2 separate regions of the Homo sapiens genome follow, and region 1 is linked to region 2. Evidence: chromatin loops called from intact Hi-C (ENCODE). Cell type or tissue: B cell. All regions are shown on one strand. Each heading gives the region's core, and the rest is flanking DNA. Links, peaks and the distances in the headings are about the cores only.

Region 1 (10,608 bases), core at 1,032-9,031, 68 kb after region 2:
AGTTCACACAAATCTAAGACACAGTTTTGGCAGCTATCGAATAGCATAAAAAGAGCATCAACTAAGTGTATGTTGAGACATAAATGAGATAAGATATGCAAAGTATTGAAGGCACGGTTAGCGTTCATTTATAATCTCAAATGTTAGCACATATATTTATTTGTATATATATACATATAGACATGTGTGTGTATAAAAGCTTATATATACATATTTAGTCATATTTAGTTACTATTATTAAATGTAGATATTCTAAAATTTTTGTGTAGATATAGGTGTGATTAATATTAAATTTTGTAAAAGCACTGCTGAATGATCTTATGTTTCTTATTTTCATTTCCTTTGTAGATAGATGCTAAAGGCATTACCTGCTTATAACTCTTCAGAGAATCCCTCTCATGGAGAGAAATGAGACAATGCATACAAGTTTTTTCTTAGATATTTCTGTAGCATCACATCTCACAACTCCCCACCATGCTTTTATAATATGCATTTATTTGTCATTTCCTTTTATACAACGTATTTTTCAGGCCATCTTTCTTTTCCTTATGCTAATCCCTGTTAGGAAAGCCCTTATCTCTGTTCTTCGCCAGCCATACTCATGCTCATTTCTTCCAGAGTGACCCTAGGCACTGTCTCTTCTATGAAATCCTCCCTGAATGAAGAGGTTGAAAGAATTACTGCTGTGGTGTGGGGTGATCTTTGTGTCTTCTTGTTCTTGAACACTTTCCATATTACATACAAATAATCAGTTTTTATGCCTGATTTCCTCAGAAGATTGTAAAGTCCTTGAGGGCATAGTCTAGGGCTGGTATTTTATAAATGTTCAATAAATGTCTGTAAAAACAAACAGAACTGTCAATTCTGTTTTTTTCTAGGTAACATATGGGTAAGTAAATATTTTGTATTTGCTTACAATCATATAAATTATTGTTATCAATATATCCAAATCAATGTAACTCATGGATTTAATGTACATAATTTAAAGACTTTTAATTTAAATATCAGTAACCAAACCACTGTTCCTGTAAGAAAAAGTGGCTGTTTTCTTCCCTAAAACCTTCTAATTTTATATGAATACTCAAACATTTCACTTTATTTTCCAAAAGTTCTACTTTCCCACTCCTCCCTAGACTGCTGAACTCTCACAGTGGTTGCATCTGCCACTCATGTGTTTACACAGTGAAAATAAATCATTCTGTGTGAGAAAATAAAAAGGATGAAGAAGAAATACAAAATACTATGTGTTTCAACATTCAAGTCTTAGATATTTGACATGGTGTCACACAGTTGTAATCTGATACACCAGTTGTCAAATGCTATCTTCAGCCCTGTTCATCTTTCTAACCTCTAATTCTGTGCAGTAGGACCATGTTGTAATTCATTAATTAGTGTAATGTGCTAATTAAATTACTAAGGATGGGATTTTCTTCTGAACCAACATTTCTGAGTAAATCAATGTTCCCAAATGTATCCTCTGAGTCTGTAACCAAGCCATTATCCCTTACATCTGGATAACTGGAACCACTTCCTAACACATGTCTTTGCCTTCTCATTTCCACTCCTATGATCCATTCTCCACACTACAGTCAGTGTGAAATTGTACCACACAAATCAGATTATGTTATTTTCTTTCTTAAAAACCCTCCAATGGCATTCTATTGCCTTAAAATAAAATCTAAACTTCTTCCCATGACCTTGTAGGCAGTACAGAGAGGACCCCTGCCTTATTGCTTCCCCACTCCCTCTCACACACTTACTACAGTCCACAGGCTTCACTCCGATCCTCAAGCATACCATGTTTTTTATTTTTATTTTTTTGTGATCTTTGAAGGCACTGATGTCTCTACTCCCCAGAAAATTCTGACTGTAAATTTCTTTATGAGTGTCCCCTTCTCATTTTTCAAATTGCTACTCACAGTGACATTTCTTGACCCCCAGTCTAAAGGATGTTGGCGGTTGAATAAATAAGAGAAACTTGGCCTTTAAACATTTATTGAATAACTAATATCTTTTATAGAACTGTTGGGACATTCATATTAGCTTGTTACACTATTATATACTAGTTAGACCAATGACTGGTATGTAATAGTGTAAAAAATAATGTGTTTTTATTTTATTATATTATAATAATTGTATATTATTATATTATAATATTGTATATTATTATATTATATTATAATAATTATATATTATTATATTATATTATAATAATTATATATTATTATATTATAATAATTATATATTATTATATTATATTATAATAATTATATATTATTATATTATAATAATTATATATTATTATATTATACTAATATATTATTATAATATTATATTATAATAATATATTAGTATAATATAATATTATAATAATATATTAGTATAATATTATATTATATTATATTATATTATATTATTATATATAATATATATTATATTATATATAATAATATAATATATTTTATATTATATATAATATTATATTATAATAATTATATATTATATTAATATATAATAATTATACATAGCATTATATAATAGTATAACAAGCTAGCATTTATTGGGCTATAAGTATAGCATGCAGTGTTTTAAGTTATAATTGTAATTTTTAACAGTTAAAATATGATCTAGGTGCTATTTTATCCTCCTGTTATCAAGGAAGACCTTTAGGCACAAAAAGGTTAAATAACTTGGCCAAGGTTGCACATCATATATGTGAGTAAATGGAGATTCTTACACAAGCACCAATATTCACATACGCTACATTGAAAAACTACATTGCAAATATTATTCCTCTGCAATTCACCTATCATCATTACTATGAGAAAGTATGCAACTGTGCAACCTCAATTCAATACTACCGTAAATTGAGCAATCTTTTTAATTCAGTCACAAAAGTGAAGTTCAATTTGTTAATTAAAATCCAGGGTAATTTTCTATCTATTCTTAATAATAAAACAAATTTTTTCTTACATAACTTTCCATGTATTTATCTTATATTTCTGTAAGGTATATGTATGCATAAATTGTATTTACATTTCATTTTCAAGTATAAGAATATGTTTTTGCTTGAGTTGGCACAACTGAAGTCACACATTTAAAATAATAGCATGATGTATAAATGTAAATCAAATGCATTTAAATGAATATGTACTTACCACTTATGTGTACTCAAAGACAAACTGGGGATAAAAAGAAAGTAATATAGAATAATTCCAATTTTAGGAAATATTTTAATACAAGTAAGTGAACAAAAGGCAGAGAGTATTATATATTTTCAGCAGATAATGGTAAATGCCAATAGTTGCTGCAGTGTTCTAAAGTGATAAAGAACAGAATTGGCTCAAGATCCAAGTGTTAAAGGATAATAATACAAGACGGCATCACAGGAAGGGTATAATTTTGACAGGCAGAAATTAACAGGGACCAGTCGGGGTTTTAACACTATAATTCTTTCTAGGAATAGCAGATTAACTTGAGGAAGGGCTAGGGTCCCAAGAAGCTAAGGCACCCATGGTTGATTAATTAACCTGGGAAGTGAGTCTAGAAAGTAAAGTTGTAAATATAAGTCCCATCTCTGCATTAGTACACAGTATGAGGCAATAATGTTATAGTGTGTTTTGCAATCAATGAATCGTTCTGAAAAAGAGAGAAAGAAGAGAGAGAAAGAGAGAATTAGAGAACTAGAACAAAAAGTAGATTAAGTCTTTCCCCATTTCATGCTTTGGAATGAGGAAGAATTTGTTCAGGAGGAACCATGGTTTATACACAAACACACAGGGATTTAATATCTTGCATGTGAGAAATTGTATTGACTATGAGTTCATTAGATCACAGTGCAAGTCTCTAGAAAGACTGGCTATTGTGAGAAACTAGAGTTTCCTGAAGCAGAGACAAATGAGTACATTTCACTTAGTAGAGTTCTTTCAACAACAAATCTGAGAACTGAATCCAGAAAAGCACTTAATTCCAGGTTCAGCAGCTGGAGGAGGTGAAAATATTTTGGAGACATAACTTTTCAGTAACTATGTGCAGTTCAAGATGTAATATTGCATGCATTTTATAATCCCTGTGGTTAACAAAAACTTTTTTTTTTTTTTTTTTTTTGGAGATGGAGTCTTGCTTTATCTCCCAGGCTGGAGTGCAGTGCTGCAATCTCAGCTCACTGCAACCTCCACCACCCAGGTTCAAGCTGTTCTCCCACCTCAGCCTCCCAAGTAGCTGGGATTACAGGTGCATGCCACCATGCCCGGCTAATTTTTGTATCTTTTTTTAGCAAAGATGGGGTTTCACCATGTTGGCCCAGCTGGTCTTGAACTCCTGACCTTGTGATCTGCCCGCCTCGGGCTCCCTACGTGCTGGGATTACAGGGGTGAGCCACTGCACAAAGCCAACAAATACTCTTAAAATAAATTTATGCCACAAATTTGTCCTATTTTTCAAAAATTCTGAAAGCGCTGTTCAAAAAGCAAATATATTTCTTATGATATTTCCAAAAACTTGCTTGTTTGGAAGTTCAAGAGACAGAAAAATCTTTATTGGGAGTCAACAATTATTTTTCAGTGAAATGCTTGCCATTGGTGGCTCAGCCTGGTTTGGAGGTATCTGTGCCCTCTTGATTAGGGCCGTCAAGTCTCTGCAGCAGCATGTACTTCCCCTTGTTGTTTATCAGTTGTGAAGCCGTAAAGTCACTTTCCGCTTCAACTACAACTTGGAGGAGGTCACATTTATATTTCTCAGCTTGAGTGGAAGAGGGATTCCACCCTTCTAAGTATTTCTTTTTTTATTCATGGTCAGATTTACCCTCTGCTAAACACAGCTGGCAAAAATCCACAAAGCTGAAAACTACTTGATTATATTAAGGGAAAAAAAGAGAAGTATTTTCTGTAGCAGAATGTTTCAATTTTCTTCTTTACTGTTTGAAAAATAAACTCCAGCTGTTGTGAAATAGGGGAAAAAAGAAAAATAAATACAATGATTTTAGCTGTATAACTTGGTTCATGTGATCTCAGAGCAGGTTTTCTAAAAATACTGATCTACCTTCAGGATCAGAACTATTTAGTATTTGCTGATATTTAGATTCCTGATTCATACCATTTCTCCCTCTCTTTTTTTTTTTTTTTTTTTTTTTTTTTAATAGAGATGGGCTCTCACTGTGTTGCCCAGGCTGGTCTTGAACTCCTGGGCTCAAGTGATCCTCCTGTCTCAGCCTCCCAATGTGCTGGAAATACAGGTGTGAAACACTGTGCCAGGCCCAAACCACTTCTCATTTGAGTTAGAATATCTGTAGAGTAGAGGCTCTGTATTGTTTCATGCATTCCACAACTTCTGTTATGCTAATTTATGCTAATTACTGAGAAATTTTGTCCAAAATCTCCCAACTGCCTATAATCCAAATTCCATGATTCATATTACAAAATTAATTGAAAACTAGTCCTAGCACTTTTAAAATCAGTTTCCCTTTCACCTTATTTATTTAACAAAAACATACATAGCACTTACCTTATGCCAGTCACTGTTCCAGGCACTTTACAAATGTTAACTTACTTCCCATATAAACATTATTTTCTTCACTATATAGATAAAGGAAGTAAAGTACAGGAACAATTTAGGTCACACGACTAAAGAGAAGTCAGTATAACGAGCGTGAATTTCCAACATTTTGGTTTCAGAGTATTTTCCTTTCCCTCCACAATTATGCTATTTTATTGCTCTAAACTTTGCATATTGAATATACAGGTTTTTGTCAAACTTGATGTGGGTCTGTCTTTAGGAGATTTTCTTTACTCTGTTGTTTCTTCTTGGGAATCAGACATGGTAATTCTGATTGCTTTTTTAAAAAAATATGAAATATAATTTCATTTCCCTGATGCATCCTTTTTCAATCACTTTCTACCTTCATCTCCAGTGATGTAGGTTCTTCCTTTCTAAAGAAGAAATAAAACACATCCCTTCATCTTTCACAGAGTAATATTTCATCATATTTTAAATAAGGGAAGTGGTTCCTGTTCACCTATATCACAAGTGATAGTATTTTAGGAAATACTTGGAGAAACCATAAAATAAAATATCAATAGAAGATGACTTAAGGATAAAATCCAATATTTACTGAGAGATTACCATGTACCAGATATTATACTGAGTATCATTTTTCATATGTTAAGCATATCATGGCCTCTTAATGACCCTATGTATTGGGTGCCAATAGCATTACTTTATACCATTGAGGACACTGAGGCACAGTAAGGTTAAGAATAAAAGAGGCTAAGAACTAGTATTCGAACCCAGGCAGTCTGATGTTAGAGGACAAGAATATAACTTCAGCATTCTATTATTTTCAGTGGGAGATAAAAAGGAGGCAATGTTTTTGTGTCAGAGTTTATATTTAATCTTCTGGCTGGGTTTGGTGGGAATTCACAGTAAGGCCAAGACTGCACAATGAACCTTATCAGGCAAATAAAAGATAGGAAAGTAAAAAGGAAAATGTGTGTGTTCTCTATTAAAGTAAATGATATCTTATATCTTCAGATATGTGTATGTTCTCTATTAAAGTTAAATGATATCTTATGCCTTCAGATGTACACCATTACATGTGTAAGTATGAATCAGAGATACTTAGTGCAAATAAGTACCACTTATGAATAATTTTCAGGCCACTTGACATTAGGTAATAAAAACCTTCTCTGCCAATTATCATCTAAATATATTAAGCTTTTTTGAAGAAGGGTTCAGACATATATATTTATGCATATTTGATATGCACAGGAGGCAGAGAAATACTGGGTAGAAGAAGGTGGTTCCCAGTAAGGGCCACACCCTCAAGCGTGGAACAATGCCCCAAAGTGAGAACATGCATTCCTGTTTTCCTACTTGAATGTTGCTTTTTGGCCCATCCCACCCCCCATTCTGTACCCATAAAAACCCTAGGCTCCACTGGCAGAGGGGCACCAGCACAACAGAGTGGAAAAGTGGAGGAGAAGAGAGGGAGAGTGGAGAAAAAGCAGCCAGACATTGGAGAGAACCATCTTGACTTCAGAGGAATGGCTTGACAGTGAGACTTTGGAGAAGAGTTTGACTGCAGACTGCCGAACTCCAGGAAAGACCACCTTTGCACTCCATTCCCTTTCCAGCTCCCCATCCCACTGAGAGCCATTTCCACTGCTCAATAAAATCCTACACATTCGCCACCCTTCAGTCCATTCATGTGTCCTGGATGCCAGGACAAGAACTCAGATACCAAGATGGAGGGTGCAAAAGGCTGTCACCCTGACCCTCCACTGAGCTGTTAAACACTGAAACCATCTGTGGATGGCAAAGCTAATACATGCTGGGTGTTTGGGGTCATGGGTATCCCTCTAGATGCTGCTGCAGGGCCACTTGGAGTTCATCCTGGCTGCTGCACTCACTCACCTGCGTGTTCCCGTTCCCATGAGGGGTTGAGAGCTGTGGACTGCGTAAATGAGTCAACCTCTTCACAAGTACCATGAAGGGGTCCATAGAACTACCCTGTTTTATCTTCATATTCACAAACACAGTCAAACACACATACATATATTTCTGTTTCATAAACAAACAAACCAGAGGCGCTTATGTCCATTACACTTTTCAATCACAGCTATTAAAATGTCATACTGGTTGCAATTTAGAAAAGGACAAATAGTAGTCTTGTTTTCTAGCTCTATATCTCAAGATACATATTAAATAATTATACATATTAAATAATAAAGAGAACGGAGATTCAAAAAGGGCTATGACCAGATGTTAATCTAATTAAAATAACAAATGTGGAAAAGGAGGCATACTTCAAGTAAAAATTGTTCAACATTAAAAGTTGTATGGAGGCCGGGTGCAGTGGCTCATGCCTATAATCCCAGCGCTTTGGGAGGCCGAGGTGGGTGGATCACGAGGTTAGGAGATCAAGGCCATCCTGGCCAACACAGAGAAACCCTGTCTCTACTAAAATACCAAAAAAAATTAGCCGGGTGTGGTGGCATGTGCCTGTAGTCCCAGCTACTCGGGAGGCTGAGGCAAGGGAATCCCTTGAACCTGGGAGGCGGAGCTTGCAGTGAGCTGAGATTGCACCACTTCATTCCAGCCTGGTGAAGAGTGAGACTCTGTTTCAAACAAAACAAAACAAAACAAAACAAAACAACAAAAGATGATGGACGATGTGGCTCTGAGATACAGTGAAGCAGAAAAAGCAAGTTGATCTCTCTGAAGTTAATATGGTACAATCAACTCAAACACTAGGCAGGCAGTTAGATTGAATGTCTTTTAAAAAATTAAAACATATAGTATATTGCTTTTTTCCATGAATACAAGAAATAACACAGTGTAAAATCAGGAGTTCTCATCTCAGAGCACAGCTCAACCCACTGAAGGTTCTCACAGGTGCAGATTTGTTTTAATTGAAAAACAAAAATGTATATATATCTCTTCTGTGCAACATTGTTGTTTTGAAATATGTATACATTATGGAATGCCCAAAGGGTCTGGGGGTGTGGGAAGATATTGGTTAAATGATACAAAATTTCTGTTAGGAGGAATAAGTTCAAGTGATTTATTGTACAATGTGGTGACTACAGTTAAAATTGTATACTTGAAAACTACAAATAGAGTACATGTAAAGTTTTCTAACAATTAAAAAAGGATAATTATGTGAGGGAATGAATATATTGATTAGCTCAATTTAGCCATTCCACAATGTATTGTAAAATTTTATATACAAAATGGCATCCGTGGTTCAGAGCTCTAAAATGGAGCCTGGAAGCCATTCTAAGAAGGACTCCCTGCATGACCTTGCAAAACTGTAGCTTGCCTTGAGTATTTCAACTGGGCCGTATCACCACAACAACATTCTGGACAACAGCTAAATTTCACCAGCACTGCAATTCCTGAACAGCAACAATCATGAAGTATGGACTCATACTAAACTAACCACCTCCACCAATGATAATTCTTTCAAAAAAACCTGTCATACACCATCAGGGTTCTTTTAAATATTCCTAATCTCCTTCCTTTTGCAGAACACAATTTGGCTTTAATCAAATCTGTATGTCCCAGATTGTAATTTCTAAGACCCCAATAAACACCTTATCTTAGGCACTTTTTGCCTTTGGTCTTTTGTCTCTTCTTGGTTGGCAGTATACATGTTTTAAATGCCTTTTTTTTGAGACAGAGTCTTGCTCTGTCACGCAGGCAGGAGTGCAATGGCACGATCTCAGCTCACGGCAAACTCTGCCTTCTGGATTCAAGCAATTCTCCCACCTCAGACTCCCGAGTAGCTGGGATTAGAGGCACCTGCCATCACTCCCGGATAAATTTTGTATTTTTGTAGAGACAGGGTTTCACCACATTGGCCCGCTGGTCTTGAACTCCTGATCTGAGGTGATCAGGCCGCCTCAGCCTCCCAAAGTGCTGGGATTACAGGCATGAACCACTGCACCCGGCCTTAAATGCCTATTAAAATACATTCAAACTCTGAAATTCTGAGATTCAGACCTGAAAAATTAAACTGTTTCTAAATGAGATCATATTATTTTCTGGCATAAAAACAAAAAAGACTGTTAACATGGTTGTTACTTTACTAATAGAAACTTTCCAAGATTGTTCCTGGGGCATGTGTTTCTTACACATGAACATACATATTTGTGTGAATATGTCTTTGTTTATGTGTGTATGAGTAATTGCTATATTTAAAACTATTCTAAAGATTTTATTTTTATCCTGATGGGACTCTATTTTAAAACACAATGATTTGCAGGTGGCAGCCACATTTATCTTATCTTTTGTGTTGTAAATGTAACATTTATTGTAGAAAATATGAAAGCTTAATTTAGATTGAAAACAAATCAGGCCATAACTTAATCTTCACTTCTATAAGTTTTATTGAAGTAGAAGCAAAGCCAAAATGCATATTTGTTTTGTTAAATTGCTAAGTGTATGAATTTGATTCTTTTTAAATTTATGGTTATTCATATTCCTAGGTGGATAACTGTTTTTTATGTATATACAGAGGAAATCATACCTGATATAGTTTGTGGAAAATGTAGCACTTTGTTTATATCTGCTGCCTAAATGTGTGTATTTTTATCTCTGTCTAAAATGGTTTTATTATCATATTAACTTAATTAAACAATTCAAAAACATTAAATATACAAGTAAAATAGAAAGCAAAGTACTATAAATATGACAGCTGTGTAGTTGTAATAAGTTCTCCTTTCCCAGAAAACATCCTGGGATTTATTATACAAGGTCATGTCTGGAAAAAAAGATTAAATATTGCAGGACCATTACAGTCTACCATAGCTGCTCCTTGCACTTTTATTTAAAGGCTACATGATTGACACATTTTATTAGCTAGCTCTATGCCTGCAGCTTTGTCATAGCAATTGCTAAATTAATTTACAAACTTCAGTCAACTTGTTGTATTTGTATCGCTGTCTCCCTGGATATCCTTCACAATACTAGAATTCCCTCTAGACAAAGCATTGCTGTTAAAACCTTAATTCTTCCCTTGTTAAATACTTGCGTTCTTTTGATTTCAGCATAGGTCTAAAGGGTATGCTTTCCTGACACACATTCTATTTTGTCAATGACTACTTCAGG
Region 2 (10,608 bases), core at 1,097-9,096:
AAACTTAATTATAATTTCCAAGGCATTAAAATTTCATTAGTTTATCAATTGTAAAATTCACACATTTTGGCAAATGACTGTCATGTTACAATTTTGGGACAATTAATTAGTTTGAACTTATAAAATTACATTTTGATTTTAAACATAACAGAAGAATAAAAAATAATAATGTAAGTTAAAAGATTATGGTATGTATCATGGTGCTGTTGCTTCTTGATTTTGCATTGTCTGTTTAGGTCCAAGGTTTTTTTCATCTCCAAATCTGTTACAAATTAGCTTTTGGAAATCTCATTTATATATTTGTTGAATCTATTAGTAAATCACATTGTTATCTGTTTTTTCAGTAGGATAAAATTTTTTTTTCTTAAGTAAATAAATTTAACTGAGTTTACTCACCATTACATAATGTATTAATTAGTTCTATTAGAGAAGATAATACAAATTAAGTGATGCATCTTTGGTTTACGCACAACACCTTAGGAAAAATTAAAAGTTCATGTTTTAGAATCATTTTCAAAAGTGAAAATAATCTTACCTTTTCATAATCTGACCTAATTGTAGTTTAGTGAGATACTTAACTATTCTTAACTGAGATAAAGCTAAAATATTTGTAAGCAATTTTCTCATACTGGTTTTGCCTGGTGTTGTCGTTTGTATGAATGTAGTATCAATAGATTTTATGCTTATTTAAACTAGAAAATAGAAACTATATGGTTAAATGATAGCTGATATAATTGGGAATCTATTCCTAATGAAAAAAGTGGTAACTATCCTTTGGGATTTTGAATTTCATTGTAATCTCCAGATTCTTTTTTTTTTTTTTTTCATTTTTGAGACATTGCTACCATTGTATACATATAAACAGGACTCTAGGTAGAGAATGCTTGCATAAATATTTTGCTAAAAATGCCTGAGAGCTTCTTTGCTCTTTTCTGGAGTAAGTTATGCTTGCTTAGCTGTCAGAATTAGATTTTGAACTCTCTCCACAAGAGTATCCCTTTAATAGAAACAGATATGTATCATTGAAAAATATATTTTTAAAAAACCCTTCCTTAAAAAACAATTGTAGAGATTTAAAAATATGTATTTTCAAACTGGTTCTAATAATAGTATTACATTTTGTACTTCAAAATTAATTTACCTTGGTCATTTTCCTGTCAAAACACAAAGATCTGGTGGAATAACTTAGATGTAATGGGTTTTGGCCACAGTAATTTATTCTATAAGCTTACCTTTTCAGTTAACATTAATTAAAAGCAGCTTTTGAGCAGAATGTGCACAGTGAGGTAAATAGCAGCAGATACTGTTATACACATTGAGAGGTACAAAAACTTTCAGGTAGAGTTAGGAAGTCAAGAAGAATTTGTTCTGATCTAACTATTATATTCTGAGTCAATCTTCATTATCCATTACTGGAAAACGATAAAGCCTAAGACATTTATCCTTTCCCTATCTTATCTGCTTCTTTTGGAACATACCAATTATTTTATTTGATCTAAAATGCTACAGATATTCTTGGAATCAGTGAGTGATTACTCCCTAAAATGGGGACGAGATAAGTTTATCCCTAAAGCATAATTTATTAACATTGGTTGGGAGATTAAAAGGAGGAATTTAAGTCTTAGTCACTTGGGAAATGACATATATTTAACATGGCAAATGCTTTGAGAGAAAGCTAGATGAAACTCTAAATAGAAAGAAAATAGTAGCACAAAACACAGAAAATGTCAAGCATTTTAAATATGAAAGTAAACGTAATGCAGAAAAATTAAGAAAAATATGTAATTATTAGAATGGTGATAGAGATGGAAATTAGTAACCTGGATGTGATTTTTAGTATCTTTAGCATAAGAATGAATAAGAATTGTAAGGGGAAAATAAGGAACGGGTTTCTACTCAATGACACCCAGAACATAGAAACCATTAGAATAAGCGTAAAACTATAAAAATATATATATATATTTTATATGGTATTTTCATCCTCCAAGGTTTATAAGCAATAAATTCAATAGCAAACCAATAAAGTGAGATTGGTGGGCCAGTAAAGGAGAATGTGTGTCCTGTTAATATCGTTCTCCACCTTGCTGAAGCAGACCATGTGTGTGTGATTTCCCGACTTTCACATACCTCAAATCTCCGAGGCAGGAGCAGAATCCGCCGGAGGCGAGAGTTAATGCATGAAGTCATGTGTACAACTGATAGAGTCAGCAGCCACACAAGCAAGGAATTTTAGATCAGATGAATCCTAGAAAATATTTTGAAATGTGTGTAAAAAGGCTTTTATTTCTAGAGAATTGATGGTGAATTCACAATTACCCGTGAAAGAAAACAGAATCTTGGAACCCCAAACTTGCTATTTCAAATGGAGAGTTAAAATTTGGACCTGAGACACACAAAACTGCCTTCCTATTGTTCTCAAACAGACAGCTGTAATTTCACAAGCTTATGTCATAACGTCATACATAAGCCAGGTTCCCACAGTGGGAGAAGGCTACAGGTCTTCCCAGATGGCCTGTCTCACAAATGTTGGACAAAAAAATTCCTTGTGGGCCCCAAATTGTTTAGAATGCATGCTCCCCCTTGAAACTAGCCCTGAAACCAAGTTCTGTTAAATCTTTTCTCGACAGTGTCAATTACCAGCTTATCTTCACAGGTACAGACAAGACAAGGACAAAATTAGAATTCATCCCTCTTCCCACTCTGAGATGAATGCATCATTGATTTTTTCCTCTACTGTCTGCTCTTTCACATGTAAAATGTAGATTCACTGAGCAGTAATTCGAGCCTCGTGAGAATGCAACCACTTGCTTCATTGCTCACCCTCCCCTCTTTTTTTGTTCTTCTCCTTCTGCTTGCTCTGTCCCCTTTAAATACTGAGGTTCTCAAAAGCCTCTTTGGAAAATGTGCAGGTCACAGATGCTCCTGTGATTTGTGTTTCTCCTGGGCACATTCTCGACCCTGGCAAAATAAATCTCTAAGCGATTGATACCTGCCTCAGTCACTTTTTCATTTATATACTCTACCCTTTATTTTTTTTAAGATAAAGAAGACAACACATAATTCATTAAATAGCCCTGAAAAAGTAAACAATATTTTGTTTTTTAAAGTTAGAGTTTTATAAATTTAAAATTTAAGTAAAATTTTGATTTCCAACACCATTATTTAAAAACATCAAAAGAAGGAAATTATAAAATTATCCCCAATAGATACTGAAGCACAGTTTCATTATAAAGGTGGCTTACTGTAAAAGTGTACATGTATAAGATGCATATATATGTGTGTGGATGTAATTACACATACAATAATATGTTATGTTAAATATATTCTTACATGTAATTTCCATCAGTAAAAAAAATTCTGTGAAGATTAGAAGTTATTTCAAAACCAGAATGTAAAGTTGTATTAGGATTCTCTAATAGGAGATTTAAGATCCTCTATCTATATCTGTATCTATATTTAAATCTAAATCTATCTATTTACGTATCTATCTGGAGAGAGAGAAGGAGAGAGAGAGGGAGAGAAGAGATTTATTATGGGAGATTTCTTACAGGATTATGGAGGCTGAGAAATCCCACGATATTCCTCTTATGAACTGGAGAACTAGAAAAGCTGATGGTGTAACTCAGACCCAGTCTGAAGGCCTGAGAACAAGGAATTCCTATGTCTGAGGAAGGAAAAGCTTGATATCTCAGAGAAAGAGATACAATTCACCCCTTCTTCATGTATTTATTCTATTTGGGGCTCTCAATAGGTTGGATGAGTGTATAAGTTCATTCTCACACTGCTATAAAGAACTGCCTGAGACTGGGTAATATAAAGGAAAGAGGCTTAATTGGCTCACAGTTTCAAATGGCTGGGAAGGCCTCAGGAAACTTACATTTATGGTGGAAGCGGAAGCAAATATGTCCTTCTTCACATGGTGGTGGGAAGGAGAAGTATAGAGTGAAGTGAGGGATAAGCCCCTTAGAAAGCCATCAGATCTCATGAGAACTCACTCAGTATCATGAGAACAGCATGAGGGTAACCACTCCCATGATTTAATTACTTCCCACCAGGTCCCTCCCATGAAACTTGGGGATTATGGGAACTTTAATTCAAGATGAGATTTGGGTGGGGACACAGCCAAACCATATCAATAAGGCACACCCTAATAGGTGAGAGCAAATCTTCTTTATTCATTCTATTGACTCAAATCCTAATCTCCCCCAGAAACACCTTCATAGACACAACTAAAAACATGGTTTTATCATTGGTCTGGTTATCCCTTGGCCCAGTCAACTTGACACACAAAATTTACCATCACCACAGTGTTTTTGGAGTGAGAGAATCCTGAAAGTAGAACAGTAAATAGTGTACTAGAAGTAAGAAAGAAAAGGATGGAATAATTATCACAGATTTAGAATCATTAACTTGATCTTAAACACAAAGCTCGGGGGTGGTGGATATCTGTGCTTTACTAGTGCAAGTTTGTCTTCGTTTATTGAGCTCACATAATGACCTGGTTATACTTAGTTTAAAGTTATGTATGAGCAAGTCTAGGCTTGACTATGTATTACAAAAATACTCAAAAAGCACTGTTGTAAAAATGATAGAAGGCTATTTTTTATGAATTGTCAAACAAGTACAGGAATCATGAATCCAAGACTTTTAATCCACTTGAAGGTAAGATAGATTAGTTACTCTCAATCATAGTCCTGTACTTTCTTATTTTCTATTCCCAGATTTACCTCTTAGTACAAGATTATAGCTGAAGATTCAGCAGTTACACTTGGCATTTCAAACAGCAAGAGTAAGAGAAGATAGATACAGGTCTCTTCTCTATAAGAATACTTCTAAGAACTATTCTTGAGTGCCAACCCTATGAATTTAATCACATTAGCAAAACTGTCTTAAAAGTCTCTAGAATATTCAGTCTGTACTTTGCACCTATGCATCTAACCAGATTTTCATTAGTGAGAAAGAAAGATTACACACATAAACATTTCATAAATATATAGAGGGACTTCTAACATCAATATTCAGTTGTAAATCAGTATAACCTTGAGTTAATAATGACACGCCAACATTGGTTTACAGACTATGAAAAATGCGCCATAGTAACCTATTAGCATGCTCAATGTTTCACGTATTTCTAGGTAGAGTGTTGGAGATGCCACCTTGTTTCAACTGACTGCCTATAGTAAAATTAAGAAGGAGATACATGAGGTTAAAATTTAATAAATATTTTTAAGAATTTAAGCAAAAATTAAAATCATATTAATAAGATACAGCTTTCTGGGTTTAAAATTTAAATTATTTTTTATTCTCTCCTATTCAAGTTTCTCAAATAAAAAGGGACTTCAGAGGAAAAGTTAAATTCAGTATGTAAATATAATATCATTGGCAAAGACCACAGAAAAATCCAAATTAATGCCTCGAAAATATTCAGTTAGACAAAATATTCATTAATTATTAGTCAGCATGCCTCATACTTTTCACTGAAGTGCATCTGAAAATATTAAGAAAAGTGTCCTAATCACCCTTACAGGAAATTCAAGGCAGAGAAAGTCTTATGTTGGAGATTTTTAATGTGTCTTTTGTCTAATGGAGTGAATAACCAATTAATTCATAAGACCCACAAAAATGTTATATAGAGCTATTTAAGCTTGAACTAGAAGGAACAGAAACAGTGCAAAATTAAAGGGGATCTTTGGACCCTCAGACTTCTAAAGGCCAACAGCAGGCTCACGAAACGATTTCACCGGCCATCTCTGCACAGTTGTGCCATGAATGTTTGTATCTTCTAGATGTCAGCCATTCCTCTCCCACTTTTGAGTGGGAGTGGCTATAGTGATTATTCAATTTCTGTTCCACCATTGTATTTGGGTTGAGAGGGATACCTTGTCTTGTTGGTTCTTTATTCTTTAATTGAGATAAACTAAATGTGCAATGTTCTACCAAAGAAAACATTTCTGAGGAACTCTATTGATACATGGGCCAGATTCTCATGTGCAGACCTTGAACCTCAGGAATGAACTTGTTGCAGTGGATCAGTAGTCAGCAAACTGTGGGCAACACAAATGTGACTCCACATTTCCTTCTTGTACTGCCCTAGCAGAGGTTCTCCATGAGTACCCCACCCCTGCAGCAAACTTATGCCTGGACATCCAGGCATTTCCCTACATCCTGAAATCTACAAATCCTTTTACCAAAGGAAACATTTCTGAGGAACTCTACTGATACTTATACATGGGACAGATTCTCACGTGCAGACCTTGAACCTTGAAGAAGCACTTCAGTGAAAAGTATGATGCATGCCAACTAATAATTAATGAATATTTTATCTAACTGAATATTTCTGAGGCATTAATTTGGGTTTTTCTGTGGTCTTTGCCAATGATATTATATTTACATACTGAATTTAACTTTTCCTCTGAAGTCCCTTTTTATTTGAGAAACTTGAATAGGAGAAAATAATCTGAACTTGTTGCAGTAGATCAGAGGTCAGCAAACTGTGGGCAGCAGGGCAATTCTGACCCACATGTTTGTAAATGAGGTATTACTGAAACACAGCCATATACATTCATTTACACATTGTCTGGGGCTACTTTCAAGCTATAATGGCAGAGCTAAGTAATTTGGACAGAGATTGTATATACAGTACTAAAAATATTACTGTTTCATATATGATTATTTGAAAATGGGTCTTAGAAAGTGGGATATATTTTTTATATGCAAATAATGTAAACCTCATGTGGCCAGAGGTCAACAAAAAGGTCTGCACATATTTTGGTCAATTCTCCAACCTATATTTGAGTGTACTTTCTTTCTCCTCAAATATAGGGTCACCTTAATTTCTAATTTGTAATGTGTACACTGCAATAGAAGTAACATTGTCTAAAGCATGGTACTAAAAATCATTACAGCTTTTGCTCTCCTTTCTTTTTCTCAGGACACACACTCTTGGAACCCAACAACTATGCTATAAGAAAGCCCAAATTAGCTTACAGGGAGAGAAACAGAGAAGTCCAAGTAGAGAAAAGTTGACAGCCCAGATGAAAGCCACCAACAACCACCAGGTGGAAGTCGGATTCAGATGATTTTAGCACCCTAGCAAATAAGATATGAATGTACAATCTTGAGACTTATTGGTTGTGGTAGATATCTCACTATTTAGAAGTAGCCAACCTAGTAAAATGGTAGAATGTCTTATAAAATCTGAGTTAATTTGCCAGACTGGAAACAAGACCCTGTGTGTTTGGATGTTTTCCTCTAAGATGCAGTATATGAACTAAAATATAGTGCTGTGTCCCAAACTACTAGAATTTGTGACTTCAGGAGTAATATTGCCCCTGCTCTTCGTAAGTCCCTATGGCTCACCTGTAGAATTTTTGCTTAAATCCTCACAACTTCTGGCTCTGCAAATTTGAGATCCTGATTTTGAATTAGGAATATGAGTGCATATCTAATAAACAGAGTTGTAAGAATTTCAATAAACTCAAAGCTATGAATAACACCTGGTCATTTAGGACTCCTCATTACCTCATTAAAGATGAAAAAAGACTGTATGAATACTTATTATAAGTTTTAAGATTTTTTGTGGTTAACTATTTGATAATTTTAGTATACATTACAAAAACTTACAAAAATATATGTTCTGGATTTGAAAGATTTAAAGCTCAATTGTACTATTTTCTGTTTTTACTTTTTATTATGTTTTCGATTTGTGATACACTACAATTGGTAAATCTGAAGAAGATTTTATGTTTCCCATTATAACTTTATTTATGCTTTCTCAAATTATTTCTGCATTTCTTACAGTTTTTGGCTAAAAAAAGGTATGCTACTAAGCTCACTTGGAATTTGTGTTAGTCTGTTTTTATGTAGCTGATAAAGAAATACCCGAGACTGGGTAATTTATAAAGAAAAAGAAGTTTAATGGACTCACAGTTCCATGTGGCTGGGGAAGTCTCATAATCATGGCAGAAGGCTAAAGCCATGTCTTACATGGTGATAGACAAGAGAGATAATGAGATCCAAGTGAAAGGGTTTTCCCCTTATAAAACAATCAGATCTTGTGAGATCTATTCACTATCACAAAACAGTGTGAGGGAAACTGCGCCCATGATTCAATTATCTTCCAGTGGGTTTCTCCTACAACACATGGGAATTATGGGAGCTATAATTCAAAATGAGATTTGGGTGGGGACACAGTCAAACCATATTATTCTGCCCCTGGCCATTCTCAAATCTCATGTCCTCACATTTCAAAATCAATCATGTCTTCCCAACAGTCCCCCAAAGTCTTAAATCATTTCAGCATTAACTCAAAAGTCCACAGTCCAAACTCTCATCTGAGACAAGGCAAGTCTCGTCCACCTATGAGCCTGTAAAATCAAAAGCAAGTTAGTTACTCCCTGGATACAATGGAGATACAGGCATTGGGTAAATACAGCCATTACAAACGGGAGAAAATGGCCTAAATCGAGGGGCTACAGGCCCCATGCAAGTCCGAAATCCAGTGGGGCAGTTAAATCTTAAAGCTTCAAAATGATCTCCTTGGACCCCAGGTCTCACATCCAGGTCATGCTGATGCAAGAAGTGGATTCCCATGATCTTGGGCAGCTCTGCCCCTGTGACCTGCAGGGTACAGCTCCCAGATGCTTTCAAGGGCTGGGTTTGAGTGTCTGCATCTTTTCCAGTTGCATGGTGCAAACTGTTGGTGGATCTACCATTCTGGAGTCTAGAGGACAGTGGCCCTCTTCTCACAGCTCCACTAGGCAGTGCTTCAGTGGAGAGCCTCTGTGCACCCACAGCCTCAACACCAAGAAGAAGTTGCCAAGGCTTGGGACTTGAACCCTCTGAAGCCATGACCAGCGCTTACCTTGGCCCCTTTTTTTTTTTTTTTGAGATGCAGCCTCGCTCTTTCGCCCAGGCTGGAGTGCAGTGGCATGATCTCTGCTCACTGCAAGCTCCACCTCCCAGGTTCATGCCATTAGTCCGCCTCAGCCTCCCTCCCGAGTAGCTGGGACTACTACACCCGCCACCACACGTGGCTAATTTTTTTGTATTTTTAGTAGAGACGGGATTTCACCATGTTAACCAGGATGGTCTAGATCTCCTGCCCTCGTGATCTGCCCGCCTCGGCCTCCCAAAGTGCTGGGATAACAGTCGTGAGCCACCACTGCCGGCCACCTTCACCCTTTTAAGTCGTGACTGGAGTGGCTGGGATGCAGGGCACCAAGTCACTAGACTACACACAGCAGAGGGACCCTGGGACTGGCCCAGGAAACCGTTTTTTTTTTTTTTTTTTCCTCATAGGCTTCTGGGTCTCTGATGGGAGGGGCTGCTGCAAAGGTCTCTGATATGCCCTGGAGACATTTTCCACAGTGTCTTCGTGATTAACATTGGGCTTCTCATTACTTATGCAGATTTCTGCAGCTGACTTGAATTTCTCCTCAGAAAATGGGATTTTCTTTTCTATTGCATTGTCAGGCTGCAAATTTTACAAAGTATTAGGCTCTATTTCCCTTTTAAAACAGTGCCTTTACCAGCAACCAAGTCACCTCCTGAATGCTTTGCTGCTTAGAAACTACTTCTGCCAGATATTCTAAATCGTCTCTCTCAAGTTCAAAGTTTCACTAACCTCTATGGCAGGGGCAAAAATGCTGCCAGTTTTTTTATGAAAACATAGAAAAGGGTCACCTTTGCTCCAGTTCCCAACAAGTTCCTCATCTCCATCTGAAACTACTTCAGCCTGGATTTCATTGCCCGTGTCATTATCAGCAACTTGTTCAAAGCCATTTAACAAATCTCTAGGAAGTTCCAAACTGTTCCATATTTTCCTGTCTTCTTCTGAGCCTTCCAAACTGTTTCAACTTCTGTCTGTAACCCAGTTCCAAAGTCGCTTCCACATTTTCAGGTAACTTTTTAGTAGAGCTCCATTCTTGGTACCAATTTACTGCATTAGTCTGTTTTTTACGCTGCTGATAAAGACATACATGAGATGGGATAATTTATAAAGAAAAAGAGGTTTAATGAACTCACAGCTCCACGTGGCTGGGGAGGCCTCACAATCATGGCAAAAGCTGAAAGGCACAACTTACATGGCAGCATACAGGAGAGAGATTGAGATCCAAGTGAAAGGGGTTTCCCCTTCTAAAACCATCAGATCTTGTGAGACTTTTTCATTCCCTACCATGAGAACAGTACTGGGGCCACAGCCCCCAGGATTTAATTATATCCCACTGGCTCTCTCCCACAACATGTGGGAATTATGGGAGCTAAAATTCAAGATGAGATTTGGGTGAGGACACAGCCAAACCATATCAGACCCCTATAACCAGGAAGGGCTAAGGTAACTTCTGCATATTTGTAGTAAATACCAGGATGTTTAGAAGCCATATCTGAACTTTGTGTCAGAAATTTTTTACATATTCCTCTTGTAGGGCCTCTGAGCCCAAGCCAAGCCATCGCATCCCCTGTGACTTGCAGTTATACGCCCAGATGGCCTGAAGTAACTGAAGAATCACAAAAGAAGTGAATATGCCCTGCCCCGCCTTAACTGATGACATTCCACCACAAAAGAAGTATAAATGGCTGGTCCTTGCCTTAAGTGATGACATTACC

The links. Hi-C counts contacts between places; a loop is a spot of excess contacts. Peaks named below come from ENCODE experiments on the same cell type or tissue, not always from the same donor. Only the 100,000 strongest peaks of a DNase experiment are listed, where the experiment ranks them.
Region 1: it touches region 2 in a loop (31-fold over the local background); 1 of 110 quality-filtered maps calls a loop at or near these places.

Annotation. Positions count from the first base shown.
Region 1 is chr13:88,450,457-88,461,064 of GRCh38, reverse strand. No RefSeq gene overlaps it. Among named protein-coding and RNA genes, the nearest start is that of LINC00433, 85 kb to the left of the region's middle. In B cell, for the core only: no CTCF peak of the experiment used is centred there; a DNase peak (open chromatin) is centred at 4,724; H3K27ac peaks cover 1,550 bases.
Region 2 is chr13:88,518,558-88,529,165 of GRCh38, reverse strand. No RefSeq gene overlaps it. Among named protein-coding and RNA genes, the nearest start is that of LINC00433, 17 kb to the left of the region's middle. In B cell, for the core only: no CTCF peak of the experiment used is centred there; no DNase peak of the experiment used is centred there.